2 separate regions of the Homo sapiens genome follow, and region 2 is linked to region 1. Evidence: read pairs that join two places in POLR2A ChIA-PET (ENCODE). Cell type or tissue: MCF 10A. All regions are shown on one strand. Links, peaks and the distances in the headings refer to the core of each region. The heading gives the core; the rest is flanking DNA. Region 1 overlaps LOC107985365 (a long non-coding RNA gene). Region 2 has its middle 10 kb from the start of LINC01354.

Region 1 (15,104 bases), core at 7,104-11,103:
CAGGTGTAAGCCACCCTCTGAGATCATCCCTGGCCCCTTCCCAGACCAGCTTCCCCAACTCTTTTACCAGGTTCCTCCAGGGAGCCCTTCCTTACAAATCTCCTGCACACAAATCCTCATCTGAGAGTCTGCTTCTGTGTCCCCAGTTAAGATAGATCTTTGGGCATGCTACCGCAGCATCTTTAAACCTCGGTTTGCTCTGTAAACCAAAAAATATCTGAGAGGAATCTCAACCAATTTAGGAAGTTTATTTTACCAAGGTTAAGGACACATGCCCTGGAGGAAGGTCTGTGCCTTTCTCCAAAGATGATTTTGAAGGCTTATTTAAAGGGGAAAGGGCAGATATTGGAAGAAAAGGAAGAAATTTTTTAAAGGTGTGGGTAGGTAAGAGACAAACTTTGCATTCTTTTGAGTCTTTGTTCAGCTTTTCATTAAATAGACAATTTACATGTGAGGGGGTGGAGGAATATTCACTTATGCCTTCATTTTTACATCAGAAAAAAACAATCAGATATGCTTTTGTCTCAGGTGAGCAGAGGGATGACTTTGAGTTCTGTCCTTTGTCCTGCACCCATGAAGATAAGCTATCCATTTACATTGTCAGGTAATTCAACAGAACCATTTTAGGGTAAAGATCTTGCAGACCACAAGGAATTTCCTGGTGGGCAAATTGTGAAAGGGATCTGTAGCTTTTTTATCTTTGTAGCTATCTTATTTAGGAATAGAATGGGAGGCAGGTTTGCCTGACGCAGTTCCCGGCTTGACTTTTCCCTTGGATTAGTGATTTTGCGGTCCTGAGATTTATTTTCCTTTCACACCTTCATATATAAAATTCGGGGTGGGGGAATAGAGTGTATTTTGTAGAGCTGTTGGGAGAATTGTGTGAGATAATGCACGCAAAGTGCTTAGTACCATGCCAAGCACGTAACAAATGTTCAGTGAATGCTAGTTAACATCATTTTTATCGTCATCACCACTAAAATTAAGCATCCTTGCCTTAACAAGGGAAATAAGAGTAAATATAACCCTGCCTGTTCCCTCTTTCCCTACCCTGGGAAGTCCATGCCCAAGCCTTTGGCCCAAGTTTCATCAGTAAAATTTTTTGGGGGGAACGGAGTCTCACTTTGTTGCTCAGGCTGGAGTGCAGCTCACTGCAAGCTCCACCTCCCAGGTTCAAGTATATCTTCTCCCTCAGCCTCCTGACTAGCTGGGACTACAGGCGCACACCACCACGCCCGGCTAATTTTTTATTTTTAGTAGAGATGGGGTTTCACCATATTGGCCAGGCTGGTCTTCAACTCCTAACCTCCTGATCCACCTGCATTGGCCTCCCAAAATGCTGGGATTACAGGCGTGAGCCACTTGACAAAGACAGAGGTGGCTGAGAATGAAAGCAGAGAAGTCCCTTTGACAAAACAATTATAAAAGAGCAAATCTGATTTAAGGGTGCTTAAAGCCCTGTTTTCCTTGGCCAAAACAAATTAAGTTTCTTTTTTTTTTTTTTTTTGAGACAGAGTCTCGCTCTGTCACCCAGGCTGGAGTGCAGTGGCATGATCTCAGCTCACTGCAACCTCTGCCTCCTGGGTTCAAGCAATTCTCCTGCCTCAGCCTCCCGAGCAGCTGGGTTTACAGGCATGCGCCACCACACCCAGGTCAATTTTTTAGTAGAGATGGGATATATATATATACACAGTATTTTTAGTAGAGATGGGGTTGCACCATGTTGGCTAGGCTGGTCTCAAACTCCTATCCTCAAGTGATCCGCCGCCTTGGCCTCCCAAAATGCTGGGATTACAGGGGTGAGCCACTGTGCCTACCCCTACAAATTAAGTTTCTGATAAGATGACTTGACAAAATTCTTATAGAACTCCTAGGGGTCATCAACTTCGTAAGTTATTCCAAAACAGAGACAAATGCTTTACTGCAATGGACAGTGTACATGGTTTGAAGAGAGTAGCTGGTGGTTAGTATCCTCTTTACTCATATGTGAACTCCTGAGCTGTCCACACAACAGAATAAGCAGACATTTCATTTGAAATCTCAAGTCTTCTGATACTTGTCTCAAAAGAGGGAAGCCGGTGACCTTAAGAACTTCCCAAATGCTGTGGTTGCCTCCCTTACCAGACTCCCTTAGACTGCTTGAGGCCGAGGTAGGAGACAGGGTTGGACTGCTCTGTAAGCACACCCACACATCCTTTCTGCCCCAGAAGCTTCACGACTCATTGCAGAGTACATCCCTATAATTCACAGTAGATCACAGAATCTCAGTTAGAGCCAAGGCTCTACCCAAGCCAAGACTTCATTAACCACTTCAAACCAAACAGAAGAAAACAGGCTTCCAGAGAGCAGAGAGGTTGGTTTTACTTAATCAAGCACATATTGACTGACCTTCTTCTCAGCCCTAACTGTGCAAGGCATCTGAGGATACTAAAATATCTAAGACACAACCCTGCCTTCAAGGAGCTCACAGGTTCAGCTAACTGAGGCAGGAAGGCCCAATCCTCTTTGACTGGGGCAAGACTTGATGGTTGGATGACCTGTGCATGACAAGTGACCTGTAAATGAGGAACACATTTAGTGGTGACTGGGCTCCAAGGCAGCCCCAAGCCCCCACTCCACCAGTGACACAGCTGAGGGTGCCACTAGGAATAACAGATCCAGTTCATCTCAACACATTACTCACAAACGAACTTAAGAACCCAGCTCTATTGATAGGTGGGGGCTTGAGTCACAAATGGGTTCCCACCTGACTTTTCCTGGCCAAGACTTGAGCAGGAGGATGCTTTAAATCAGCAAAGCTTCAAGTCTTCTGTGAGGATGCTTCCAAGGCTCAGCAAGGGGCCCGTGGGGAGAACAACAGGACTCACTGAGTGGCAGTTCTATTAAGTGGAACAGTCTTGTTCAAAAGAACATTTGGGGTTTCATTTGACTCTCACCCAGAATAAGATCCAAGTGCTTATCACTGTGACGTGGCACTAAGAGGCACTGTTCCCATTTTGTAAAAGTGATTTTTTTTCCCACTTGATTTGCTTCACAAAGGCTGGTGTTGTCACTATTTTGAGGTGGGTAAATTGTGGCAAATGCCATTTGCGGTCTCCTCTCTGCAGGAACTCTATTACTCTCGGACACCAATGGAGTCCCTCGGGGGCACTCTTGTCCCCGAGAGTACTTTCAGCGAATTCTCTGTGCATTGCTCATCAACCAGTGTTCAGGCTGGTCCCCCCACAGCCATTTCTGTGTCTTGCTCACCTATCTCAGAGGACTGGGAGAGGACCCCTGCCCAACCTTGCAGATGGGAGCGCCATCTCTGCGGCTGAAATGGTAAGAGCCAATACCTGGCTGAGACACTTCAGAATAAGGAATCTCTGCCTTCTCAAATTCAACTTATTCCTCACATACCATAACGCACATCAGCATTGCAGAAAGCGTAAAGAGGATTCCACAGTTCTCAGATGTCTTCATTTGTATTCTAGCTACCCATCTACGGAAGTTATTTACCACTGAAGAATTTGTTTAGTGAGACCCCAGAATGTCATGTTTTCCTTTGTATTTGTCGGGATTGTCCAGAGAAACAAAACCAATAGTATGGATAGAGAAAGAGAGTGAAATTTATTTTAGGGAATTGGCTCAATTAATTGTGGAGGTTGGTGAGTTTGAAATGTGCAAGCCAGGCTGCAGGCTAGAGTCCCAGGGAAGAATGGATGCTGCAGTCTCAAGTCTGAAGGCCATCTGGAGGTAGAATTCCCTCTTCCTTGGGGGAGATCAGTTTTTTCTCTTAAGGCCTTAGACTGATTGGACGAGGCCCACCCACACTACAGAGGGCCATCTGCTTTAGTCAAAGTCTACTGATTTGAATGTTAATGTTATCTTTAAAAACACCTTCACGGCAACATCTACAGTAGTGTTTAACTGAACAACTGGGCACCATAGCCCAGCGGAATGGACACACACACAACTACCCATCACATCCCTGTAGTATTTGTTTGTAATCCTTGTAACTAAGTGAGTTCAATGTACTTGTAAAGAGGGCTGAAGACTAAGTGAGGTACAGGTCCTTATAAGGCAAAACCTTCAAAACATAAGCTTCTCAGAGATTGTAAGCTACTAGAGGGAAGGGACCATGAACCACGCTGGATTGGATTTTGAACCACACTGCCAAGCCAAGGGCACAGCACTAGATACTTCCAGAATAATAAGTGCACCATGGACTCTGAATCCAGATGATCTGGGCTCCCACTCCAGCTCTGCAACAGGCTGGATGTGTGATCTTAGTCCAGTTATGTCATCGATATGTGCTTTAGTTTTGTCATCTGAAAATAGGAATACTGAAGTGGGACCATTGCTGTGAAGATTAAATAAGTTACTATTTGTAAAATGCTTAGACCACTGAATAAAAGTCTTCCCGCTGATGAGCAACAGATTACACATTGCGTTAGCACTGCTCATTTTGTTGCCTTACTTTCCCCAAAAGTTTAAGGCTGTTCCCGTGGAGGAAAGATCAAGGCCTGTTAGGAGGTTCTTGCATCCCTTGGTCCATGACAAGAGTCCAAGAATACAAAGGATGAAGGCTCAGGTCTGAACACAGCTGCCCATCCACAGGCAGCCCAGTCATTGACTACAAAATGCAGCCCTCCTGCCATGGAATTCTGCCCAGGATGTGAGATCTTCACAAGCTGTAACTGCTCACAATCACCAGGGAGAGCAGAGCGCAGTGTTTTTCCAGAATTTGCCTTTATCTTTGCAAGAAATGTGGAATAAATGACCTCTTCTCTCTAGATAGTCCTTTTTTCCTATCTCTAAAGTTGAGTTTTCTCAAGTTTGGTATCAGGCCTAGTGCACTGAGCACTTCCTATAAAAGCCGATTATTTAATTCAGTATTATGTTTGTTGTCATGGTGATAAGAATGATGTCTTGGCTTCAGCCATCAATGTTAGACGCAGTCCAATTTGGAAGCCAGAATAGGACAAGGAGGATAGTAATGATGATGCTAATAACAATGTTCTAGGCCAGGCATGGTGGTTTATTCCTATAATCCCAGCGTTTTCGGAGGCTAAGGTGGAAGGATCGCTTGAGGGCTGAAGTTCGAGACCAGCTTGGGTAACATAGTGAGACCTCATCGCTACAAAAAATTGAAAAAATTAGCCAGGTATGCCTGTAGTACCAGCTACTCAGTAGGCTGAACTAGGAGAATCTCTTGAGCCCAGGAGATTGAAGCTGCAGCAAGCTATGATCACGCCATGGCACGCCAGACTGGGCAACAGAGTAGAACCCTTTCTCTTAAAAAAGAGAAAAAGTTCTTATTCCTAGGATTTTTTAAAATCTTGGAGTAAGATCACAGAAGCACCAAGGACTATTCATCATTAAGTGCAAAAGAAAAGTCAGTCTGGAAGAGAATATAATGAGCTCAAGTACCTTTACAATCCATCAGCTTGGTTGAAGTAATTCCTGAGTTTCTAATTCTTATCAAAGACACTGCTGAGTAACTGGTACGGTTGGTTGGGGAACCCTTTTGTCAGGGTCTGGAGGGAGTAGGGAGAGGGTGGCTGGCAGCATTTTTCCCCATTGTAGTTCCTGAGAGAAATGTCAGCTTCACTCCACTGCAGAGCCTTCCAGCCTGAAGCTGGCTGTGGCAATCGGTTGGAGAGGACCAGAGCTTGGCTGGGAGCTGCCATTGCCATCTCCCAGCCCTGAGTCCCCTCTGAGCCTTCAGCACCTGATACTGCTCCTCAGTGGGTTGGGACCCCTCCAATCCACTAGGCAAAGTGGGGGCTATAGTATGAGCGGGGGTTGGGGTAGGGGTAGGAGTGGGGAGGTGCTGCAAATTCAAAACCCATCTCTGGGGCTGAGAAACATAGAATAGACCTGTCTGGGAACACAGACTCTTTCCAAGTAGAATCCTTTCTTCAAAGCATAGCTCAATGGGAAACCCATACACAACGCGGAGCTGCTTTCATTCAAGCAAGAAGAAGGAGGTGTCCAGAGCTCCACTACCTCCATCCTCCTCCTCCCTGGACCCTACAGCAGCTAATTCCCAGCCAAGTTGCCTTCAGAAAGTTAATTGCCCTCCTGAGCCTTCATTTCTTCATCCATAAAAGCAGAGAGAATGATTTCGAGGCATGCCTTGAGGACATACAGACTGCACCAAGCATAACGCATGGGTGCGCAGTAACAGCTCCCTCCTTCCTCTTATTTGTAGTAGACGAAGACGAAGAAGAAAATAAACTTTGTTCCCTAAAAGAGCCCCAAGTCGCAGAAGAACCCCAAATCCTTGGTTGGATAAACCATACTGGTGGCACTAAAGGTGTTAGGGTGCTGGGGCTGCACCTGCCCATTCTGCCTTTGACTGATCCCAGAGACAGAGCAGAATGGGCTCACTGTTTCTCACTGGGCTCTTGAAGGCCACCTGTGAATTCCATTTTTCTTTCCATCTCCAAAGGAACAGATGAGTGCTAGATCTCCATTTCTTTCCCTCATGCTCTAAGAGAGGAAACAGCTGGGGGCTTTGCTCTGATGAGTTCTGAGGGGTGGTCAAAGCTGAGGACCCATGGCCCTCAGTGGCCAGTGCCCCCCTGCACTGCTCCTTTCTGAAGCTGCAGGTTTTGTAGCCAGTGAGAACCCTGCTTCCCACTGAATTTAGGCCTTTGGCATTTCACTTCTGTGCTCTAGGACCTGAAGGAATCCAACCACAGATGAGCTCATCACAAATTCTTTTGCAGGTAACTGCTTGTGCTCTCACACATCTTTATTCTTGGTGCAGAATGAGTTCCTGAAATTATGTTACATCCCTCAAATTCCACCATGTTGAAGGATCCCTAATTCTCAAGAAGCACACTCTTAAGCATCCCACCCCAATTATGGTTTTCCTAAAATCTATTTGGGACTGCCTTCTTCTAATTTCTAAAATACTCATTTTGGGTACTTACCCAAATAACATTTGTATTCTTTACATTAATTAGGCTTTCTGAAAAAAGTAGCATGGGACTGGTGCAATGGCTCATGCCTGTAATCCCAGCACTTGGGGAGCCCGAGGCGGGAGGATCATCTGAGGTCAGGAGTTCGAGACCAGCCTGACCAATATGGCGGAACCCCGTCTCTACTAAAAATACAAAAATTAGCCAGGCGTGGTGGTGTGCCCCTGTAGTCCCAGCTACTCAGAAGGCTGAGGCAGGAGAATCACATGAACCCGGCAGGCGGAGGTTGCAGTGAGCTGAGATCACACCATTGCACTCCAGCCTGGGCAACAGAGCCAGACTCCATCTCAAAAAAAAAAAAAAGGTAGCATGGTACACACTAACGTAATAGATAACAACAGTATTATGTACAAGTATCAACCAGGCAGAGGATAGAGTGAGAAAAATGGTGTATCCTTCAAGAGTTGTTTGGGTTTTTTTACAACAGCAACACAAAAAATACCTTCAAATAAACTTACTAACATGCATGCAAAATGCCTAAGAGAGAAACTAACCTTTAAAAATGCAAAGGAACAATAGAACCAATGGGAACACATACTACCTTCTAAGAGAGAAAGATTCATTACCACATCACTTCTCCTAAAAAGAATTTATAAATTTTATGTGACCTCAATACAAATAATCTTTTTCAAAAAAAACCTAGATAAGCTGACTCTAAAGTTCATATGGAAAAATGAAACAAGCAAGAATAGCCAGGCAGTCTAAGCAGGATGTGCAGAGGGTGTCCATGTCCTCTGCTTCACCATTTGACGTCAGAGGACCAAAAACCCCACCCTTGGATTGTGCTAACCCCACTGCCATGTCTTGAACATGGGTCCCCTAGAGAGGCATGAAGCTCAATTGCACACACGCATGTTTCTCCTTTCATAAATGTTCATGACTCCTCCTCCAGCTTATTGAATATGTATATTTGACAACCCCATTTAATATAAATATCTGTCTTATTCTTCTGACTCTCAAAGTTTCTGTTTCTGGTTTCTGGCCAGAGACTATGCTTCCCAACCTGTCAGAATGGCCACCCTGCAGGCTGCAGCCCTTTATGTGAAATAAAGCTCTCCATTCCAAATTTAAAAAAAAAATAGCCAGGTAAAGAATAGAAAAAGAAAGGAAAAGCAAAAACAGCAAGAAACAAAACGAAAAGGAATGAGAAAAAATAGCTCTATCACATTTCAAAGTGTATTGTAAAGTCTCAGTAATGAAAACAGCATAGTACTGGCCAACGGACAGACATCCCAAACAATGGAATAAACTAGAAAATGCAGAAATAGACCCAATTATAATCAGAGATTCTGTAAATTATGAAGGTGATATCTCTAACCACTAGAGGAATGGTATTACTAAACGATATCAGAACAACTGGAAAAGAGTTAAGTTCAATCCATGCCTCACATTTTTCCCCAGAGTCAAATCCAAATGGATTAAAGATACAAACTCTTTTTTTTTTTTTTGAGATGGAGTTTTGCTCTTGTTGCCCAGGCTGGAGTGCAATGGTGCAGTCTCAGCTCACTGCAACCTCCACCTCCTGGGTTCAAGCAATTCTCCTGCCTCAGCCTCCTGAGTAGCTGGGATTACAGGCACATGCCACCACATCCAGTTAATTTTGTATTTTTAGTAGAGATGGGGTTTCTCCATGTTAGTCAGGCTGGTCTCCACCTCCCAACCTCAGGTGATCCACCTGCCTTGGCCTCCCAAAGTGCTAGGATTACAGGCATGGGCCACCATACCTGGCCACCTGGCCAAGATACAAACTCTTGAAAAATGAAAACTCCAGCCTGGGCAACATGTATCTCTACAAGAAGTACAAAAATTAACCAGGCATGGTGACACGTGCCTGTAATTTCAGCTACCCAGGAGGCTGAGGCAGGAGGATCACCTGAGCCCTAGGAAGTCAAGGCTGCAGTAAGCCAAGACTGTGCTACTGCCCTCCAGCCTGGGTGACAGAGCAAGATCTTGTCTCAAAAAATAGAAAAAGGAAAAGGAAAAGAAAAGAAAAGAAGCCATAGAAGAACTAGAAGAAAATATCGGCAAATTCCTTTAGAACTTTGGAGAATAGAAGGCCTTTCTTTTATCCAGAATTCATACAAAAAAAAGATTACTATATTATACCACCTAATTTTTAAAAAACTTAGACATCCACAAAACATAAGCAAAATTAAAAGACAAACAATAATGTGGAGTGACTCATATCCCAGAGAGCCAATCTTTCCTTAACACACAAATAGCTACTAGGCATGGTTAAGGAAAAAGACCAAAGTGAACAAGACAGTTTTTCTTTAGATGGGCAAAGGAGATGAAGAGGAAGCTCATAGAAAAGGAGATGCAAATGGGTCTTGAAAGAATGGAATTAAAGTGAGTGCTCCATCTCACTTTAATAAGAGAATCACAAATTGAAACTACAATGAAATGCCTGCATGGCAAGGCTATGGAGAAAGAGAGACTCTCATTCTTTACTAGTGGCAGTGCATAGTGTACACTCTGTTGAAGACGTCTGAAAACCCTTACCAAAATTATAAATATGTTTACCCTTTATCTCAATAATGCCACTTGCCTTAATTTATTCTACCAGTATACCTACATGTATAGGAAGCATCCTGGGTAGCATGGTTCGTAGTAGCAAAAGATTGGAAGCAAATCAAATGTCTGTAATAGAAACCAGTTAGATAAATTTACGATGTGTCCATAACTAGGAAACTATTAAGCTGTAAAAAATGAATGAGGACGTTCTTTATGTACTGATTTGAAAGATGTCCAAGATATATACACAGGTAAGTGAAAAGAGCAAAGTCCAAACCAGTTTGCACAGAATGCTAACTTCTGTCAGCCTTGCCACATGGGTATTTTATTATAGTTTTAATTTGCATGTCTCTGAACCTAAGTGAGATTGAGTATTTTTTCATTCTCTCAAAGGCCGCTGCAGTTCCTTTCTGTGAAAGGGGGAAAGAAAAAGAAAAAATATATATGTACAAAGTTATACACACACATTTGTTTGTATATCATAAAGACACCCAAGAAATTAATATAAGTGGTTACTTGGGTTGGGGTTAATGGGAGCAAGGGTAGAAGTCATGGTTTTTATAGTTTTGATTTGTGAACCAAGAAAATGAATTATCTGTTCAAAAAGTAAACGTGAACGAAACAAGTCTTTCCCTACCAGTTCCTCAGGCTCTTGCTAAACCTATCATTTTCACATTTGCCAAATATTTCTCCCAGATCCAAATGTGACCCCGGAGGGATGGGGCAGGGTCAAGAATGAAGGGGCAGCCAGGGATGGCCCATGAGACCCACAGGGATCTCTCACGTGGATGGATGTCCTGCATGTTTTTAAAAGATGAGGTCAACAGGTGGGCAGCTGTTTTTCAAGAGGGGCCACTACCTGCTTTGGAACCAAACTGGCCACTGAGTCAGGACCTCTAGGCAAACCAAATTCATTAATAAGACAGTAGGCTCATGAGACCAGAGGGGAAAGAGAAGCCTTCCAAGCCCAGAACATTCCCCCTCCAGCCCTCAGTGCTACAGATGGGTCCAGCCTGATCTGACCTCCCTGTCGTATTTTGAGCTTTTCCCAGGATTCCAAATGGACAACTGCTCTATTGTTTCATTCCTTTATCTGCATTGGGAGGGCAGCCCTCCCCCTCGGGCTTTAAACGTTTTTCCAGCCTCAGGGGTCTCTGGCCACAGCTTTGCTTTACCTTCCTCTGCGGAAAAGCAAAAGCTGGCCAAGGCGCTACAAGATGAGACAGGCACATCTGCCACACATGGAAAGAAGAAAGCAAACTGGAGTTTCCAAAGCCGCCGGTCCCCGCAGGCCTGAGCGCTTGCAGCTTCTGCCTTTGATTCCTCTGATTTTATGAGCTCAGAGCACAACATGTTGGAAGTGAGCAGAGCAGCTGCCCAGGAAAGAATGCACCGGTTCCACGGTTGAGGACTCCAAGGGAAAGCACTGAGCGGCGTGGGGCACAGGCAGGGAGAGAGACGCCAATCCTCCACAAAACATCCGGTTCCCACCAGCCTGGGCTCTAGCCAAGTGAACTAGCTGAGTCGGTCTGGGGAGGTTCCAGTTCCTGGCCTTTTGTCATCGACTGGGGACAATGCATTTGCTATGATTGATGGAGGCCACAGATTTCATCCCCAGCCCCAGCCTGGGCTGCAGGATCCAAGTGAGCACTGGCCTACTGGGGGCTCAAGGCCACAACACTGACCACCAGGGAGGGCTCTGGGAGACAAGAGGCTGGAGGCTGGACTCTACTCCCCTGGGCATCATGCAGAGCCCTTGCCCTCTGTGCCCTGTCCCCTTCCAACCCCTCTGCCCAAGAGAAAGCTCAGAGTCCTTCCACATCCAGAAACACAGGACTGGTTTCTACAAGTCCATTTTTTTCCCCCATAATTAAGGACTGCAGAAGGAAAGATGATTCGGATCTGGCTCGCAAGCTCAATGACTGAGAAAAGGACGCCAGGTTCCCTGGTACTAGTGACTCATACGCTTTTCAGGAGCGTCAAGACACTGTGATACATTTCTCCTGCTCTCCACAAAACTGCTCAAGGGATGAGGGACTCCCATCAGCCAAGGCAAATATACCATTGCTGTCTAAAGTAGCCAGATCACACACACAGAGAGGTCCTGGAAATGCCATTGAGAATAGGACCTTCCTTCACCCAGCCCATTTGGCAGTCCATGGCAGGGAAGCAGCAGAATTGCAGCCTCCGCAGGACTTTTAGGAGCCTGATCCACAGACTAGAGAAATGTACCTCTCCAGGAAAAAAACAGTATAGTCCTCTCATCTCCTGAGACTCCCATCCCAGCCACCTGGCTGGGAATAAACAACTCCTGTGACAAGCAACTCATTGCCTCTCTGAGACCTGGGTGTGCCACTGAGATCCATGACATCCTTCTCCAGGCAGAGCTGACGTGTGTCTCTCTGTAAGTCCCTCCCACTCACTTCATACCTTGGACCCCTAGATGGATCCCTGTGGCAAGAAAAGACCCACTGGTGACTTGCAGAAGTGGGATGTGCTGTGAGCCTCCCCTGCCAAATGCTGCACTTGCTTGCATGAGTTGGAAGTCCCCATCAATCTCTTCATCCACGCCCATTCTTCCACTCCAGTGTTCCTATTTCTTTCTGAAAGTGTGAGCTCCAGAAAACAGTGCAGGCTGGGCAAGGGGCTCACACCTGTAATCCCAGCACTTTAGGAGGCCAAAGCAGCAGGATCAGTTGAGGCCAGGAGTTCAAGACCAGCCTGGGCAACACGATGGGACCCCATCTCTAAATAAATGATTAGCTGGGCATAGCGGCACATTCCTGTAATCCAAGCTACTTAGGAGGCTGAGTCAGGAGGATCACCCCCTCAGGAGTTTGGGGCTGTAGTAAACCATGATCATGCCACTGCTCTCCAGCCTGGGCAACAAAGCAAGATCCTATCTCTATAAAAATAAATAAGCCAGGCATGGTGGCTCACGTCTGTAATCCCAGCACTTTGGGAGGCCCAGGAGGGCGGATCACCTGAGGTCAGAAGTTCGAGACCAGCCCGACCAACATGGTGAAACCCCAACTCTACTAAAAATACAAAATTAGCCGGGCGTGGTGGCACATGCCTGTAGTCCCAGCTACTCGGGAGGCTAAGGCAGGAGAATCACTTGAACCCAGGAGGTGGAGGTTGCAGTGAGCCGAGATCGCACCATTGCATTCCACCCTGGGCAACAAGAGTGAAACTCGTTTCAAAAATAAAATAAAATAAAAAGAAAGAAACAAACAAACAAACACACACACACACACACACACACACACACACAGCACAACCTCTGCCCCACGTCTCTCTGAGCAGCGTGATGGAGGATGCAAGACCAAGTCCCCCTCAGTCACCAAACAATTCAGTGCCTGCTCCATGCCAGGCTCACTATACCCTCCTAACAGTCTTTCTAGCATGGTGGGACTCTGCTGTTTCTGATGGACAAAATATATCAGCCCCATCTTCTCTGGTTTGAAACCCTGGAACTCATGGCCCCTCATAAGTGACTGTGAGACCAGGCTCTGTGTGTCAAGCTGAACTCTCATAGCTGATGGAATGAGCACAGGAGTGAAGCCCCAGGAGGAGGAGGAGGTGAGTAGCTGCAGGCCAGGGCTCAGGCAGCCCGTGGGCTAATGTGTGCCCTCCTGCTGATCTGCTGCATGGCTTTACCAGGCTTAGAAAAAAGCATCCAAGGTTCCTTCAGTGATCCAGATAGTAGAAACACCAGGTCTCAAATGCCTCAGTGCAGCTGCATGTCGCCAGAAGCAGTACTGGGAGGCTCGGTGGATAGGACTCAACATTAGCTGGAAACACAGGCAAGTCAGACTGAGAATCCAGACTGAGTCAGAAGTCCCTGTGTCCTTGCCATGGGTGTATCAGTTATCAGTGGCTGTGTAACAAATTAGCCCAAAACTTAGCACTCAAAATGTGAGCATTTCTTATGTCATAGTCTTTGTGGGTCAGGAATCTGGGAGTGACTTCACTGGATGGTTCTGGCACAGGCTATAGTTCGGATGTCAGCCAAGGCTACTGTCACCTGAAGGCATGACTGGGGTTGGAAGATCTGCTTCTGAGATGTCCCCATGGTCACACAGCCTACAAGTCAATGCTGACTGTTGGGGACCATTAGCCCTCGCTGCATGGGCCTGTTTGTATGGTTTCTTCAATGTCCTCATGAGGTGGCGCTAGCATCCCCCAGAGTAAGTGTTCCAAGAGAACAAGGAGGGAAGCACCGTTTCTTCTTCTTATTATTATTTTTTTCTTTTTTTGAGATGGAGTTTCGCTCTTTTGCCCAGGCTGGAGTGAAGTGGCATGATCTTGCCTCACTGCAACCTCTGTCATCCAGGTTCAAGCAATTCTCCTGCCTCACCCTCCCGAGTAGCCGGACTTATAGGCACTCACCACCACGCCTGGCTAATTTTCATAGTTTTAGTAGAGACAGGGTTTCACCATGTTGGCCAGGCTGGTCTCAAACTGCTAACCTCAAGTGTTCCACACGCCTCGGCCTCCCAAAGTGCTGGAATAAGGTGTGAGTCACCTCACCCAGCCAGAAGCACCACTTCTTCTATAACCCAGCCTCAGAGGTCATAGTCGGTCATCTCTAGAATATCCTATTGGTCACACAGTCAGCCCTATTCAGCGTGGGAAGAGACTACACAAGAGCATGGGTGTCAGCAGGCAAGACTATCTGAGTTCATCTCAGAGGTTGCCTGCCACAATGGCGAGTTCTATCAGGAGGACGTCCCTGAGCTACAGCTGACGTTTGTGTCACCAAAAACCATGGGGCGTCTACACATCTGCACTTCCATATCTCTATGGGTTTGTTTTTTTAACTGCACCATTATCACGTGTGTGTCAAGGGACACATCGGCCTGTTCAGCAGAGGGGCGGAGACTTCTGACTCATTCAGGAATAATGGGGCCAATGCTCGATTCTGCAATAGAGCAAGTAACACCACAAAGAGGGGATAAAAGGCACATCCAGCCCGTCCTCACCTGCATCCTCAGCGGAGGGCCTGTTGAGGTGCTTGTGCTTAATACAGAGATGGTGGCCAATTGTCAGAGGGGAAGGACAATTTAGGGTGCAATGCTGGTTACTTTTACACATATTGTCTTCAACACAATCCCTGGATCTCTGTCAAGGCACAGGGAGCATTGAAAGAAATAGCAAGAGGCTGGGCGGGGTGGCTCACGCCTGTAATCCCAACACTTTGGGAGGCCGAGGTGGGTGGATCACCTGAGGTCAGGAGTTCGAGACCAGCCTGGCCAACATGGTGAAACCCTGTCTCTACTAAAAATACAAAAATTAGCAGGGTGTGGTGGCAGACGCCTGTAGTCCCAGCTACTTGGGAGGCTGAGACAGGAGAATTGCTTGAACCCAGTAGGCTGATGTTCTAGTGAGCCAAGATCGCTCCACTGCACTCCAGCCTGGGTGACAGAGTGAGACTCCGTCTTACAAAAAAAAAAAAAAAAAAAATAGCATGAGTGAAATTTGGAATTGTAACCCTGAAGGAAGAATAAGAATTGAGTGGGGAAAGACATTGTATTTGGTAGCGGGTTGTGAGCTATTATACTTGGGGCACAGCTGTCATACTTGCCCCCTTCCTTCATCAGATGGGGTTGGAGGCTG
Region 2 (15,104 bases), core at 5,940-9,939, 320 kb before region 1:
TCACTGACGAGTTTCCAAACTGCATGGCAACATTGGATGAGCTGCTTTTCAAGTGCCAAAAAAACTCCTGCTACTTATATTGTTACTAAATACCAGATGTGCTTAATCAAGAGCGCGTGGGGCCAAACCTAGGGTAATCAAATAACCTATCATTAACATTTTCTAAAAACAAAAAATGCAATTGGAACACCAGATTACTGTTTTTCTTTGTTTGCTTTTACGCCCTATTACTGGAACCCCTAGGGTGATATGAACAGGACACGGGTGGGGAGGCCGGCTCTGAAGACGCTGTTTACAATCACAACCCTGCACATCTGAAATATGTGTGAGAAAGTCAAGGCCTGCACAGATTTCCTCTGGGCTCCTCACAAGGACCCTGGCCCCTGGCGACTCCCGCCCTTCAGGGGAGGGGCCCTGCAGGCAGAGGCTCACACCGCACTGAAAAACACTGGAAGTTTGAGGTGCACTGGAGTTTGACCTTGAAAGAGGGAAATGCAGAAAGAGACAGCAGGGCAGCTTTGGGGACTTGGCAAATTAGCAAATGTGCAAGAGTTGGAAGCTGCTGCTGCTGCTGCTGCTCGAAAAATACACAGAGATTCTGAAAGGCTGTAAGAGACAAGAGGATGCTGTGTGGCTTTGTTGGCGGCCCCAACTGGGCTCCGACTGGTAGATCTTGAAGTATTTCTTAATACAAAAATCTCCAATTCTATTTGGGTCCCTCTCATTGCTGTAATATAGATATTTTGTAAGTTTTCCGGGAATCCGATGGGAAAATAAATGTGGCTGGCAGATTCTCCCCCTTGCTCCATTCAAGGTCATTCCTGCTGTCTGGGCCTCCAGGGACCTGCTTCTCCAAACCTCTGTGCCTCCCACCTCTCTAATCCCCTCTCCCCCAGACTCACAGTTCTAAAGAGATGAAAAGGACATCTTTCTTACCCCAGGGTTGCTGGGTGACCCTGATAGATAATGTGTGTTGGGGTGATTCGAGAGCGAGAGGGAATATTGCAAAATGAAATTCTATAGAAGGAGATGGAACCTGCAATAAGAAATTTCAGAGTTAATGACTCTTCTGAAACTGTTTGTTATCTGCTTTAAGACAACCGTGTAAATAAAGGAATAAGAGACTCAACACTTCGAGAGTTGTTTTAAGAAACCTATTGCTAAAAATGTGTTATAATCCCACTGTACCTCGGATGCCATTGTGCCAAGCCAGACTCAGAGAGAGAAGATTTAGTGTTTCTCTGTTGCGTGGAGCCACTGGGGGGCTAAACTATGAGCTTGCTCTAATTAGCAAGGACATGCCTTGAAAATGTGTGATTTCAGCAGATGTGAATAGTAAAGTAATGCGGGGCTGGTATCTACCACATCTTTTGAACTTATCTTCCTAACTATAGTCATGGGTTTTACACATCGGATGCATTCCTGAAAAATCGGGTGTGAATCCGTATACAAAGTGGGATTATGTTTGAAATGTTCTGGGGATGCTCTGGACTTAGAGGAAACATGTATCAGTGAAAAAGTCACAGGGAAAGTCATACCCATCCCCGATTCCTCTTTGTTGGGTTTGGACGGGCCCTCAAGCCCTGGCGGAGGTTAGCATAAGCTGCCCCTCACTTTCACTGCTGGGCCATTGAAAGGAAAGGGCTGGTCCCCGAGAAGGGTCAAGGCAGGGCTATTTTGTTCTCCAGCAGCAAAGCAAAGAATGCTGGAGGAAACCACCCAAGCGACAAGCTCTGCAGAGGGCAACTGGAGGCTGAGTCTAAAAACAAAAGTGGAGGAGCCCATCTCCTTGGAGCTGTTTATATTACATAACTCAAATAAACACAGCAGTTCAGGAACAGTTCCCTTGGCGAGGGCCAGGACCATGAGAGGCCGACAAAGGGCGTCTCCTTCAGCCACCCTGGTCAGAAATGGCTTCTTTAAAACAACAATAATAACAATACACAGGGACTTGCCAGTCCAATTCAGCAGGGTGTCTTGAATACATCAGAGAGGAGTCGCTCTAATTAGGCCTTGTAAGGTCCCTTTATTTTCTCTAGCTAAGGAAATAAATCCTAATCAGAGAGCCCAGAAAGAAGCAAAACTGACACAGGAATGGCTATTCTCATGTGCAGAGTAGGGAAAGGAAGCCCTTCCAGTGGGTTTTCTCAGCACTCGAGAGCCGCTGTGAAGCTGGGCCAGTGCGACGACTGCTTCTTGGGCAATCGAGTAGTGGCTGGCTTTCTGTGACTTCAGCTCCTCTTCAGTTCAGAGCGATGCAGGGGCCGCCAGCCTTCTGGGAAGCATTGGGCAGTTTACATGGAGTCTGTGTGAAGAATAATAATTTAAAACAAACAAACAAACAAACAAACAAAAATGGTTACTAACTCAGTAAATGACCTCAGGCCTGCAGGCCCAAAGTCTGAACAAAATCAATCTTGAATTGAGAGCAAGGCAAGAACCTACTGAAACCTTTTTCATCAGTGCCCCTAAGTCTCCAGGGACAGCAACCCCTATCATATACCAGGGGCCGAGAATAGAAATAAAAATTGTGAACACAATCCTGAGCATGGGCTGATGGTACTAGCTGCCAACAACTGCCCCATTAGTAGGCTATGGGTACGTGCTAGGGAACATTTTCTCTACGAGGCTTGCATTTAAAAATATATCTTTCTTCAAAGCTGGCCCGGGGAGTGGATGGCGAGGAAGAAGCCTTCTTTCTCCGTGCTTATTGGGCGCTAATTCATCCTGTGATTTGCTGCGGATAGCTTACTTCTCTGAGCCTGCGTTTGCTGTGTGAGAATGACTGAGATCCTGTCTTTCAGCCAGTTAATGTTTTAGACAATTCCTGGATGAAAGCCACGCTCCAGAATTCGTCCCCCGCAGTGTGTTTCCTGGGTGCCCATGGGGCCAAGGAGGACAGAGGACGGTAGCTAAGGGTAACCCTCACTACTAAAGGCTCTCACCTCTTCTTCCTCCTTGGATGTGTCCCTGAAGACATTTGTCTCTTGGTTTCTTTATTCTCAAAAGGAGGACAATTCCTACCCGCTCCCTAAGAATGTTTAGGAGTAATAGCTAACAGAAGTTATTTAAAAGTACCTGGCAAATAACATTCAGGACCAGGTGCTGAATGATCCCCTTCCTCACACCACCCTACCTAATGCATTACCTATGTGCTCCCCTTTCAAATGCATTGCTGACAGACTGCCCTATGGGGTGTAAGGCTATTCTGTACAGAAGAGGTCTCTCGGGCTCCTCCAGAGAAGTTTGCTTTGCAGGAACCGCTGAAATCCTTACATGTCCAAACGCATGTTCTGGGTAGAAAAAAACAGGTGATGAGCTGTAAGGTAGAAGGCTGCCAGGATCCACCCATGGGCACCCAGGGTTTGGCACCCCTCTTTCCAGGGGGAAGCAAAAGTGAACCAATCAACACGACGAGGTCAAGTTCAAGTCTGCCTCAGTAAAACCCTGGGGACTTTCTTCTTGAAAAACAACTGGGACAGTGTGACAGCTGTTTAAGGATGCCAAAGAAAAGGGTCCCCGGGGAAACCTCCCCAAGGGCTACTCTGCTTGCAGGAGTCTGTGATAAGTGACAAAAAAAAGACAGACAGTGAGAATAGGGCAAGCCAGGCCCAGGTGAATGCTCTGATTAGCTAGTGATCGGAGTGCCACAAAGATGTAAGATCTAGCAGTGACGACAATCATGATAATAACTACATTGATTATTATGGTTGTCATTGAGGCCTGTTAAACAATAGACTGCCTTTTAGCTGTGGCCCCTCTAAGAACATTTTACCCAGAAAAGTGTACCACATTGCAATCCTCACAGCCCCTTCCGTGGCTTCATTTGGTATGCTTACAAATGAAACACAAATCAGGTTTTATGGTTGCTAGATACATATTTGCAACAACTTTAAAATCTGGTTCATGATGCAAGTTGTTCCTCACAGCAAATGCGTGGTGGGACGTCAGAACGACGACAAAGGTGGGAACAAAATCTCTGCCCAGAGATGTGACGTGTTGGAGGCGAAAACAGATTGCATTTGCATGGCAGCCACTGCCACTGAAACAGGCTGGAGAAATTCCTTTTATGGCAGGCACTGGACTTAGAACCCAAAGACCTGGATTTCATTATTGGCTCAGCCACCTCCCGGCAGTGTTAACTGGGGCAGGTTAGTTAACCTTTCAGAGACTCGATGGTCTCACCTGTAAACTGGAGCTCAGGATACCTAGCTGTCAGGGTGGTTAGGATGGTCAAAGGGCACCCCCAGGAGCATGATAAACATGAGCTGAAACAGCGAAGTCGGAATCTGTATACAGACATGACCTGTCGCCTCTCGGAGCATTAACCCTCCCAGTGAACTGGCAGGAGAGGTCTCCTGTCTTACTTCTCGGAGCAGAGGCACAGAGCTGGGAAGTCGGCCTGCCCACCTCCCCTGAGAGCTGGCAAGAGAGCCAGGAATGGGATGCACGCACATGCCGTTTGATCCAGAGCTCTTGCTACCAGGCGCATGGCCTCTTTAACAGCTCACCGGTTGTTGGATTTGCTTCCATTTTCTCCTGGGCCTAAATCGTTCCCCAGCTTCCAAGGGGCACTCCCTCTTTCACACTTGAGGGTACCACCCAGGGAACTGAAGGCTCGGAAAGAGTAGCAACAGGGAGTAACATGGGCACCAGGGAGAAGGAGGCTTGTTATATTCTTTCTAGATGAATCTCCAGGCTGCGGCAGTCCCGGGCGAGTCCCAGGCCTGCCGCAAAACCTGTCCGCCGTGGGACTGCCTCAACATGCTGTTTGGGAAGTCAAGATGTTCAGTGTAAACTTTGTTCTCCCTTCCCTTTCTTCGGGGATTCACAGAGGCAGCTCTTCCAGGGCCTTCCTCTCCAAGTCTTTCTGGTGCTGAAATCTGAGGTCACACACCCTGGAACACGACTTCTCTGTCAGAACAAGCCCGTGAAGCGGCTGTCCTATCCGAGAGGGCTGTGCAGCGGGTGGTGTTGGCCCTTGAGTTTGCCATGGTTTGGGTTTCTCAGTGGCACTATTTTTGGCAGATTTTTTTTTCCCTCGCTCTTTATCACAAGCCCGTCGGGGAAATGACAGCGGAATTGCAAGCTTGAATGGACTTGTTTGACAGGCCAACTTTCATCCTGAGCACTGCTGCTGACTTTTAAAAAGGAACTCTGAGAGGAGGATAGTAATTTCACACTAATTCCTTGCTGTAATTTGCTTTTGAGTATAAAATGTCGTGTTTCAATCACCCTAGCTGCGTGGTGTAAGGGAGAAGATGGGACACACGTGTGGTTAATGTGTTTGTAATAGACACACACAAAGACACCACTTTGCTCTGAAGCAACAACACAGGAAACACTCATCCACACTTCAAGGGAATCTCCACCAGGTACAAACAAGTGCATTCAAAGGAATTCATAATACATTGCCAGCTTTGGCAGAAACAGAGAGCTCCTTTAAACAGAAAATCTCACGCTTGACATCTCCATCATCCAAGCGTTTATGAGAATATCTTTATCCCCCAGGCTGCATTATGGAGAGGAATTGGGGTGGTTTTAGGCAAACCCCAAAAGTAGGAGGGTCTGAAACCCTGGATGGACTTAATGCATTGGGGGAACAGATCAGGTTCAGCTGAGGAAAGTGAAATTCATCTGGGAGAAGGGTAAGTTAATAGGTACTGGCCAAAAGGGAAATAGCCTCCACGCTGAAGAGAGCTGATGAGGCTGTGCTTGGAAAATCCCCTAAGAAAAAAACTACAGGGTCTCACAGAGAAGCCAGTGGTGAGGGCTTTGCCCAGTTTAGAAGCAGGAAGCAACAACTTTTTCTGATTTATTAATCTGCACATGGAAGCACCCTAATCCCATCCCTTCACCAACTCTCACCGCACTTAACTATCCTGGCCACACTGCCTGACATTTCATTTTTCTCCCGGGATGGCCGCTAATATTTCACATACTTAGTCTTGCTCTCACCTAGATTATAAATTCCTCGAGGTCAGGAGTCAAAATCCAGCCCCAGGCTCCTTCCCAGGACTCCGTAACTCCCTGGAGGATTGCAGAGCCCTTCACACATTGTTCGCAAGGCTTCTGAAACAATGGCAAGATTGCACAAGGGCCAGGAAGGGTATTTTTAGAACAGATCCAAGCTCTTTGGTGGGCCCTCAGGCTGTTTACCACCTAACCTGACCGCCTTTGGTGTCCTTCTGGCCCTGGCTCCATATGCCGTGTGCTCCAGCTGAGCAAAACTAAATGCTCTCATGCCTCCGTGTCTTTGCACGTGCTGTTCCCTCTGCCAGCTGCCCTTGCCCCTTCTTGCATCTGTGGACTGTCTTTCAGCTCTAGGCCGCCTTCTCTCTCCCCACGGAACTGCCAGCATCCCTTAGGCAGAGCTGATGGTGCCTCACTCTGTGGGTCCAGGGTGCTTTCTGGAGGCCTTAATGGGGAGGCAGGGCCAGCTGCCAGTCATCAGGTTGGTACAGCCATCGGGTTGGTACTGCCTGGTTGGCAGGCCTGTCTTTTCAGTTAGCCTGAGACTGCCTTGAGGCCAGGGCTACCTTCCTCCCTGTCTCTAAGTTCTTGGCCCCCAGCACAGTGCCTGGCACTCAGCAAATGTTTCTTGAATGAATGTGCTTCCCATGTTGGGCAGATCATGACGAAGGCAATAGCAGGGCCCAGTGTGTAATGCGAGGACAGCAAAAAGGGACCCTGCTTTGAGACCAGAGATGCTTCACAGGGAAGCCACATCTGGAGCCCTTCCTGATAAGCTGGGTCAACTGGGACCGCTCCTAGACAGGGTGTTTGAGGAGGTGGTGCTTGCTTTAGGCAGCCCCAGCCTCATTCTGAGAGCTTGTTCCACTTTGAGGATTTCTCTGTTTTCCATTTCCAAATCTTTATGCTATCCCTCAGTTACACTTGCTCAAAGGGTGATTGCTAGCAGTCTCCGAAGATAGGCTAAGAGGTGTGGGTAAGCGGCAGTGTGCTGGGGTTGGGGATGGGGGGACAGGGCATTGCCCGGGCTGTGTGGGAGGCAGGAGCGAGATGATGAAGATTCTGGACTCCAAGCTGGCCCCAGATGCCAGCCCACCTTGTGTGATACACTGAGAGTGCCTCAGTTTCCCTGCCTGTTAAACAGTAATGGCTCCTTCATTGAGTTGTTCTGAAAAATCAAGTTAGTACAAAGGAAGCACAGAAAGTGTGCCTGACACAGGCAATCTCTCACTGCATGCCAGCTCCTGGCATTTGGAATCTGAAGATGGAATCCAGTCTGACTTCCTTCACTCGCAAGTTGTCCAAGTCACCTCACCTCCCCATTCATGTTCTCATGTCTCTGAGATGAGGATAATAAGGCTGACCTTGCCGGGTGTTGGGAGAATCAGATAATCAGAGAGTGGAGTGAGTGCATTTTGCAAGCTACAAGGTGCCTTCCCAAGGGAAGCGTGAAGTCACCTGGGTGAAGGTATTGGGAAGTGAGGCCCTGTCACAGATCCTGCCCCACAAGAGCTACCCCTGTAAGGAATCAATGACTCGGTATTAACCATGCTTTTAATTTCTGTAAAGTGATGCATTGACATCCACCTAAGGCCCTATTTGCCAACCTAAGCCAATTGTGACTCACCCGTTGCAATGGTTAACTTTATGTGTCAAGTTGGCTGGGCTGTGCTGCCTGGATGTGTGGTCCAACATTATTCAGAATGTTTCTGTGGGAGTGTTTTTGAAAGAGATTAACATTTAAATCAGCAGGCTTTGAGCAAAGCAGGTGGCCCTCCATGTTGCAGGTGGGCCTCATCCAATCAACTGAAGGCTCCAGTAGAGCCAAGCCTGACCCTAGGAAGAGAATTCTGCCAGTGGACGGTCTTCTAACTTGAACTGCAACATCATCTCCCTGGGTCTCCAGCCTGCTGGAGATTTTGGACTTTTCAGCCTCCATAATAATGTGAGCCAATTCCTTAAAATGTCTCTCTCTCTCCCTCTCTTCACCCATCCCTCCGCTCCGCATGCTTCTATTGATTCTGTTTCTCTGGAGAACCCTGGCTAATATACCCGTAGACATCTGGAGTCCTCAGATAACTTTAAACTCTACACTCTGACAGTCACAGTAAAGGTGAATTTCGCAGGGGTGCCACTTGCAAACACAGCTAGCCGGTCCCGAGCCCGCACACCCTGCCTTGCTTTTCCTTCCCATGGAAACCACCCTAACAGCTCCTGCCACTGTCCCACTCTCCCTCTGGCTCCTGACCCACCCCGAGGGTGGCCCTGTGGTCCTGCACGCTGTGCCACTGTGGCCCTGCACGCTGTGCCACTGTGGCTCTGCATGCTGTGCTGTGTTCTCCCAGGCAACTGTGAGAATACTAAATCTTTCAACTTTCTCCATCTCTCTCCCGACCTCGCCTGGGCTTCCTGCACCTCCTCCAAGGTAATGTGATGAGACAGACTGTGATTGCAGCCCAGTGCCAGCGAAACTGTGGGCCAGCCCTGGCCCAGAGCTGGGCAAGTGAGTTATTTGTCCCTGTCACGTGGTGCTCTGCCAGCTGCGACGGTGCTATTCTATGTGAGATCTGGGGCTGATAGAAATGATGGCAAACTTCTTGAGCAGCTTAGGCTAAAAGAATTGGTCTTTGCATAAAACAGAAATTGTCATCATCATTATAAACACTATCCTGGCCCTCCAGAGAGCCCAGATGAGCTGTGTTCTTGGTGAGGACAAATGTCCTTCCAGAAGAGGGGTATTTATTGGCTCTTCAGGTCCCAGAGAAGTCCCAATCCCCCATGCAGGAAGGATTCCAGAAGCATCCATGTCTGAGGATAGGACCCTATCTCAGAGCAGAGCTCGCTCGCTGCACCTAGGGGAAGAGGAGGACAGTTGCTTTCCAGAAAAAAGTTAATTTACCCTGAGTGATTCATAAAGTTGCAGAATCACAGAATTACAGAACCTTAGAATTTCAGAGGCTGAAAGGGATCTAACAGGGCATCCGGGTCCAATACCCCTCATTTTAAGCAAGAAAAAAAAAATAATTCCAATTAAAATACAGCCCTCCACTCGTCTGCAGTTTCTATATAGAGCCCCAGATGAATGCTAATTAGAAGACTGGTTGGAAGAACAGCTTTTTCCTACAACCGGTGTTCATTTTGTGGGATTTCTCACTGTTGATTAATTAATGTAAGCATCCGTCCATTCACCTGTTTGTCTGTTCACCTGTCTATTCATTGCTGCATCCATTCCTCACCCCAGTAAAAAATTGAGGCAGTTACATCAAGAATACAGACATGGTTTGCTCTCCCTCCCTCCTCCTTCCTTTTTGTTTTTCTCTCCCATCCAGGATGAAGACGAGCTAGCTCTGCGCATGTGTGCGTGTGGGAGAAAGGCCAGTTGCAGTCAGTGTCACGGTGCTGTTTTTGAAACTCTGCAGGTCCCTCATAGGCCGGCTGATATCACCCATGCCAGGATTGCTTGGCCTTGACAGAGCCTGTGTTAGAAGGGACTATCATGAAGGTATCCAAGATACTAAAGGGCTGAAACAAGCCCCTCTCTTGTCTTCACAGTATCTTCCAGTGGCAGACAGGAGGCCACTGGATGAAGCTGAGGACAAATAAATGTCAATAAACCACCACTGGGAGCTGCTGCTCCCCCATTTCCCGTGGCCTGCAGGGGGTCACTGAGTTAAATGTTACAGCTGATTGTGAAAGGGACCTGGTGAATCCATGATCAATAATGACATTGGTTTTTACACGAGCTAAGATAAGGGTAATTAAATCTTGTGCTTCAGGCCATATAAACTGATCTCCACAGGAGGGCAAGAATTAATTTAATTCCACACACACAACCCCTTCCAACCCCTCTGACAGCTTTAGTATAATGGACTCAGTGCAGGATGGGGAAGATAGAGCACCAGGTATTAACCACCACACCTATCGGGAGCTTGAACTTGATGGGCCTCGTGGCTGATCCAGGGCAGCAAATCCAGAGCTGCTTACAGCTTCTCTCTGTGCTGGGTTTATTACATACAATCTGTACAGGGGCTGTTTCCACACTTAATGGCAGTCCTGAATCACTATCTATTTCCCATCCTTGCCTGCAAAACAGCAACCCAGAGCTAGTGCTATGCCGTCAATACCGGGCCCCATAAAGCCACTGCTGTATAGATTTGCCTTTTTGTGCATGTGCGTCTGATTCACGAGCACTTTGGCAGCCTTCCAGGCTTGAGGAGAGGAAAAAAACATCCTGAGCATCCCAACAGCCTCATTTTGATCTGTGATACTGAGCAACTCATTTCCACTTCACAGGCTCTGCTGAGCTGTGCCACAGAAAGACAAATCCCAGATGTGGCAGGGGTGGGAGGCGGTGGAGGGAGAGGGGCTGGCTGGAAGGAAGGAGGGTGCAGGAGAGGGAGGGAGGGAGGGAGGGCCAAGGGAAGGGAGGGAAGATGAAAGCAGAAAAGGGCCACATTTATTAAGCTGTTTTTCTTTTGGTGAAAAGAAGCATTTATCAGTGATTTCATATATCATGTGAGAGGTGGCTTCCTGCCAATTTCCAAGAATCCAAACAACCCGCTGACATCATATGCTAAATATAGCTCAGGCTTTGCTTTAGGTGAACAAATAATGCCGCTGGACAGGAATAGGTTCTCTTCAGTTACATGGTTATTATGATCGGCTGTCAGGCTTGTGTAATCAAAAGAATCATGTCCAGTTCCAAGGAGGAATGGTGCAAAGAACTCATCAAACAATTTCGGGAGATGACTGATGAACCCCCATTCCTCCTGCCTTCCCAGGTGGCCGGCTGAGCCTGGCTGCTGGAGGAAAGGTGGGCAACTCTGTTGTTGCAGGTCTTCAAAGCCCTGGTGTGTGTGTGTGTGTGTGTGTGTGTGTGTGTGTGTGTGTGTGTGTGCGTGCGCTGTATTTCCACCTCTGCCCTGCCCATCAGAAAAGGTGGCTGATCTCTCCAAGGGAAATGCGTAGAAGGAAGACAGACCTTCAAACTCACAGATATGGTGCAGGAGCTATTCATGAGGCTGGGGCAGGAGCGAGCGGGGTGGGGTTGGTGGCACAGATAGTTCAGGCAGTCTGTTTATTCTGCAAGCATTCAGGTAAGGGTGCTTGTCTGAAGGCAATCGGAGAGCCATCTTCCACGGCTCTTGGGCTCTGGTACTTTTGATTCTACCTCCCATAGCTTTTGTGTTGTGCGTGTCCTGTCCGGGACTGGTGCCTGTCATTCTGTCTGAAGCCACCTGAAAGATTAAGATTCGTAATGAGACCTCTCCCTCCTCTGCCAGCACTCTCCTTCTCCCTGCCCACTCCCCCAGGCTCACACTGGGGAGACAGGGAGCTTGGGATGGGTTTGTAAGTATTTGGAGGAAGGGGCAGCAGTAAGGAGAAGAGAAGGACGAGAAAATTAGTGAGGGAGATAAGGAGCCGGTGCATCAAAATAGCTGCTGGAAGGTGTTGTATCCCTTCGAACATCTGCATGATTTCCCTTCTCAGTCAGGGATACAATAGAGGTTGTTACTATGGAAACTGGTGTAAAAGCAGCACAGAGAAAGGAGAGGGCTGGATATAAAGAGGAAAGAGTAAAAGGCATATACCACTTTTAAATCATCAAAGAGGAATACTATAGCACTTCCCACCTCCAAGAGGAGGAAATAAGTCACTGAGCCCAGGGAGGGTTGAATACTATGATCATGGGAGGGGTCAGAGACTATCGGACACCACCATCCTTTCCCCTGGAAGCCTGTGTGTTGAATCTGTCCACTGCTGTAAGATCGTTAGCCAGAAAAGAACGTCCAGGCAGTTGAGGGTGGTCAGCTTCATGGTAGATGGCATGCTTGGCTCTGCTCGGCCACGGCCTTTGGGAATGGCCTTGGAGGGAGCAGGCCATTTTTCTGTGTCACGGTTTCATCACCTGCCTTCCTCAGAGGAATGACGAAGCACCTTGCTCAAGAAAGAAATGCTAGTGCCATTCAAGGCAAAGAAAGGACAGAGCTTCATGTGCTCTGTGTGCAGAGGGAAAAAATGTGAGCAATTCCAGCTGGTGTCCTCAGCATCATACCCAAGAGGGGCCACGGACCAGGCAGAGGCCAAAGTCTGTGCGTACCTAGCCAGTTTCACTTTGTTTCAGTGTGGGTATTAGTGGGATGAAATCATTTGCTCAGGCTGAGGAGAGTTTTGACAAGTCATTGGTGTTTCATGCAGACTCATACACGCAATCCTGTAGACCAGTCTGTCCGATAGAAATATGACGCGAGCCACGATGCAATTTATTTATTTATTATTATTTCTATAGAGACAGGGTTTCACTTTGTCACCTAGGCTGGAGTGCAGTGAGGCAATCATAGCTCACTGAAGCCTTGAACTCCTGGGCTTTAGCGATCCTCCCACCTCAGCCTCCCATGTAGCTGGGACTACAGGTGTGAGACATCACACCCAGCTAATTTTTAAATTTTTTGTAGAGATGGCTGGTCTCAAAATCCTGGCCTCAAGCGATCTTTCCACCTCGGCCTCCCAAAGCACTGGGATTACAGGCGTGAACCACCTCACCTGACCCACTATGGAATTTACAATATCCTAGTAGTCACATCCAAAAAGTAAAGAAACAGGTTAAATAAACTTTAATATAATTTCTCTGTCATGTTATTTAACCCTGGTATATCCAAAATATGATCATTTCAACAAAATTAATTCAGAGATTATTGATGAGATATTTTATACCCTTTCATACTGAATCTTTGAAATCTGGATTTATTATTATGTGTGTTATGTGTATGAGAGAGAGAGAGGGAAAGAGAGAGAGAGAGAGATAGAAAGAAAGAGGGAGGGAAGGAAGGAGGGAGGAAGGGAGGGCCAAGGAAAGGGAGGGAAAATGGAAAGAAGGAAGGAAGGAAGGAAACAGGTCTCTGGCTCAGGCACTAACTCTAACTACGTGCCTTGCATCACTGTGGGAGCGATAATAACACACACTCACTCTTTGAACAGATGGTCAGCCTCGAGTACCTCCCTTTACCATTGAACAGTGACCCCTCATCCTCCAACCACAATCCATGGCCGCTGGAATCAGACAAACCCAGCTGAAACCACAGCTCTCTTTCTGAGTGCCTCTCTCTGAGGGAGTTTCTTAACCTTTCTGAGTTTTCCTCAGCTGTGAGATGGGAATCCTATTTTACAATTGAAGGTAGGTCCCTCAATTGTTTTGGGGATGGAATAAGAGAATGCCTAAGACCAGGTCTAGCACTGATAAGGGAAGCTCCTTCCTGTCCCTTATCCCAGCTCTAGTTTGCCAGTCTTCCGCTGAGCACCTAATCTTCTCCAGGCCTCTGTGAGTGAACAAACTAGAATTGTACATTTTTCATGTACTCAGAAAGCCGCTTGAGTAGAAAGGAGACTTCAAGGACTAAGATTGAGTTTGTTTCACTAATTCACTCCAGGCTGATCACTGGATGTTTCCCCAATTCAGAGAGATACTAATATGCAGCCATTCAGAAAGAGTCCTTTTGATGACCATGGGTTACATGGTAAGATGTTTAGAGAAGAAAATTAAAATATGTCCTTCCTTATAAATAAGATCTAGCATTTGGTAGCACAGTAGGGTGACTGTAGTTAACAATAATTTATTGTATATTTTAAAGTGGAATTGAAATGTTCCTAGCACGAAGAAATGATAGGTGACGGATACCCCAATTACCCTGATGTGATTATTACACATCGTATGCCTATATGAAAACATTGTATGTACCCCGTAAATATAGACAACTATTATGTACCCATAATAATTAAAAATTTAAAAATAGGTCCTTTCTGTCCTAGAGTGGCATTGTCCCATATAGTAGCCACTAAACTCATGGGGCTATTTAAATTTGCATTAATTAAAATTTGAACATTTACTTTCTCAGAAACACTAGCCACATTTCAGGTGCTCAATGAACACATAAGGCTAGTGGCTACTGATTGGACATTTCAGATATAGAACATTTCTGCATACTAGAAAGTTCTGTCACCACCGCTCTAGATTTTTAGTCATTTATTCAATATGCAGCCAAAATAAAACTCAGAGACAGCAGGACAGCATGCGTAAGCAGGCCTAAAGTCAAACTGGGTGGGTTTCATCCTTTCTCCACTTTGGCCATATGTCAACTTAAGTTAGTTTCTTTTTTTCTTTTGAGATGGAGTCTCACTCTGTCATCCAGGCTGGAGTACAGTGATGCTATCTTGGCTCACCACAACCTCTACCTCCCGGGTTTAAGCGATTCTCCTGCCTCAGCCTCCAGAGCAGTGGGATTACAGGCACCTGCCACCACACCCGGCTAATTTTTGTATTTTTAGTAGAGACGGGATTTTGCCGTGTTGGCCAGGCTGGCCTCGAACTCCTGACCTCAGGTGATCCTCCCACCTCAGCCTCCCAAAGTGCTGGGATTACAGGTGTGTGAGCCACCACGCCCAGCCTTAAGTTTTTTAACCTCTCTGTGCCTCAGCTTCTCAGTTTCATCATCTGCAAAGTGGGAATGATAGTAATATAACTTAATTCAGCAGATTATTATCAGAATCAAGTAAAGGAATGCAAGTAAAGTGCTTATAACACAGCCTGGCAGGTCGTAAGTGCTTAGTAAATATTAGATATGACTATTCATTATGCCCCATTAACTCTTTTCAAAAACAAGAGAGGGTTAGGATTATACTGAAAGGTGAAGGTGCCCTCCATTAACCCAAAAGACTTCCTGGAAGAGGTAATCCCTTAAGCTGTGATTCAAAGGACGGAAAGGCATTCTCCATTATTCAATGCATTTGATAGGCATTTATTGGTCATTTGTTATATATAAAGCACTGTTGTGGCTGTTGGAGATGCAAAAATGATGACAGAGGGTCCATTCTATCTTGAAGTCCCGTCTAGAGAAGGAGAAAGCCTACACAGTTGATCCTTGAACAACACAAGTTTGAACTGCACGGTCCACTTATGCATGGATTTTCTTTTGCCTCTGCCACCCCTGAGATGGCAAGACCAATCCCTCCTCTTCCTCCTCCTCCTCAGCCTACTTGACATGAAGACATCAAGAATGAAGACCTTTAAGATGATCCGCTTCCATGTCATGATGAGCAAATATATTTTCTCTTCTTTATGATTTTCTTTTCTCTAA

The links. Peaks named below come from ENCODE experiments on the same cell type or tissue, not always from the same donor. Only the 100,000 strongest peaks of a DNase experiment are listed, where the experiment ranks them.
Region 2: POLR2A ChIA-PET joins it to region 1 with 5 read pairs; 2 of 35 experiments call an interaction of 5 or more read pairs at or near these places.

What each region holds. Positions count from the first base shown.
Region 1 is chr1:234,852,258-234,867,361 of GRCh38, forward strand. The region is part of intron 2 of LOC107985365 (a long non-coding RNA gene); the gene reads right to left. Among named protein-coding and RNA genes, the nearest start is that of LINC02971, 97 kb to the right of the region's middle. In MCF 10A, for the core only: no CTCF peak of the experiment used is centred there; no DNase peak of the experiment used is centred there.
Region 2 is chr1:234,534,177-234,549,280 of GRCh38, forward strand. No RefSeq gene overlaps it. Among named protein-coding and RNA genes, the nearest start is that of LINC01354, 10 kb to the left of the region's middle. RefSeq lists a silencer at 1,607-1,901 and enhancers at 5,891-6,394, 7,768-8,268, 8,269-8,769. In MCF 10A, for the core only: no CTCF peak of the experiment used is centred there; DNase peaks (open chromatin) are centred at 6,065 and 7,615.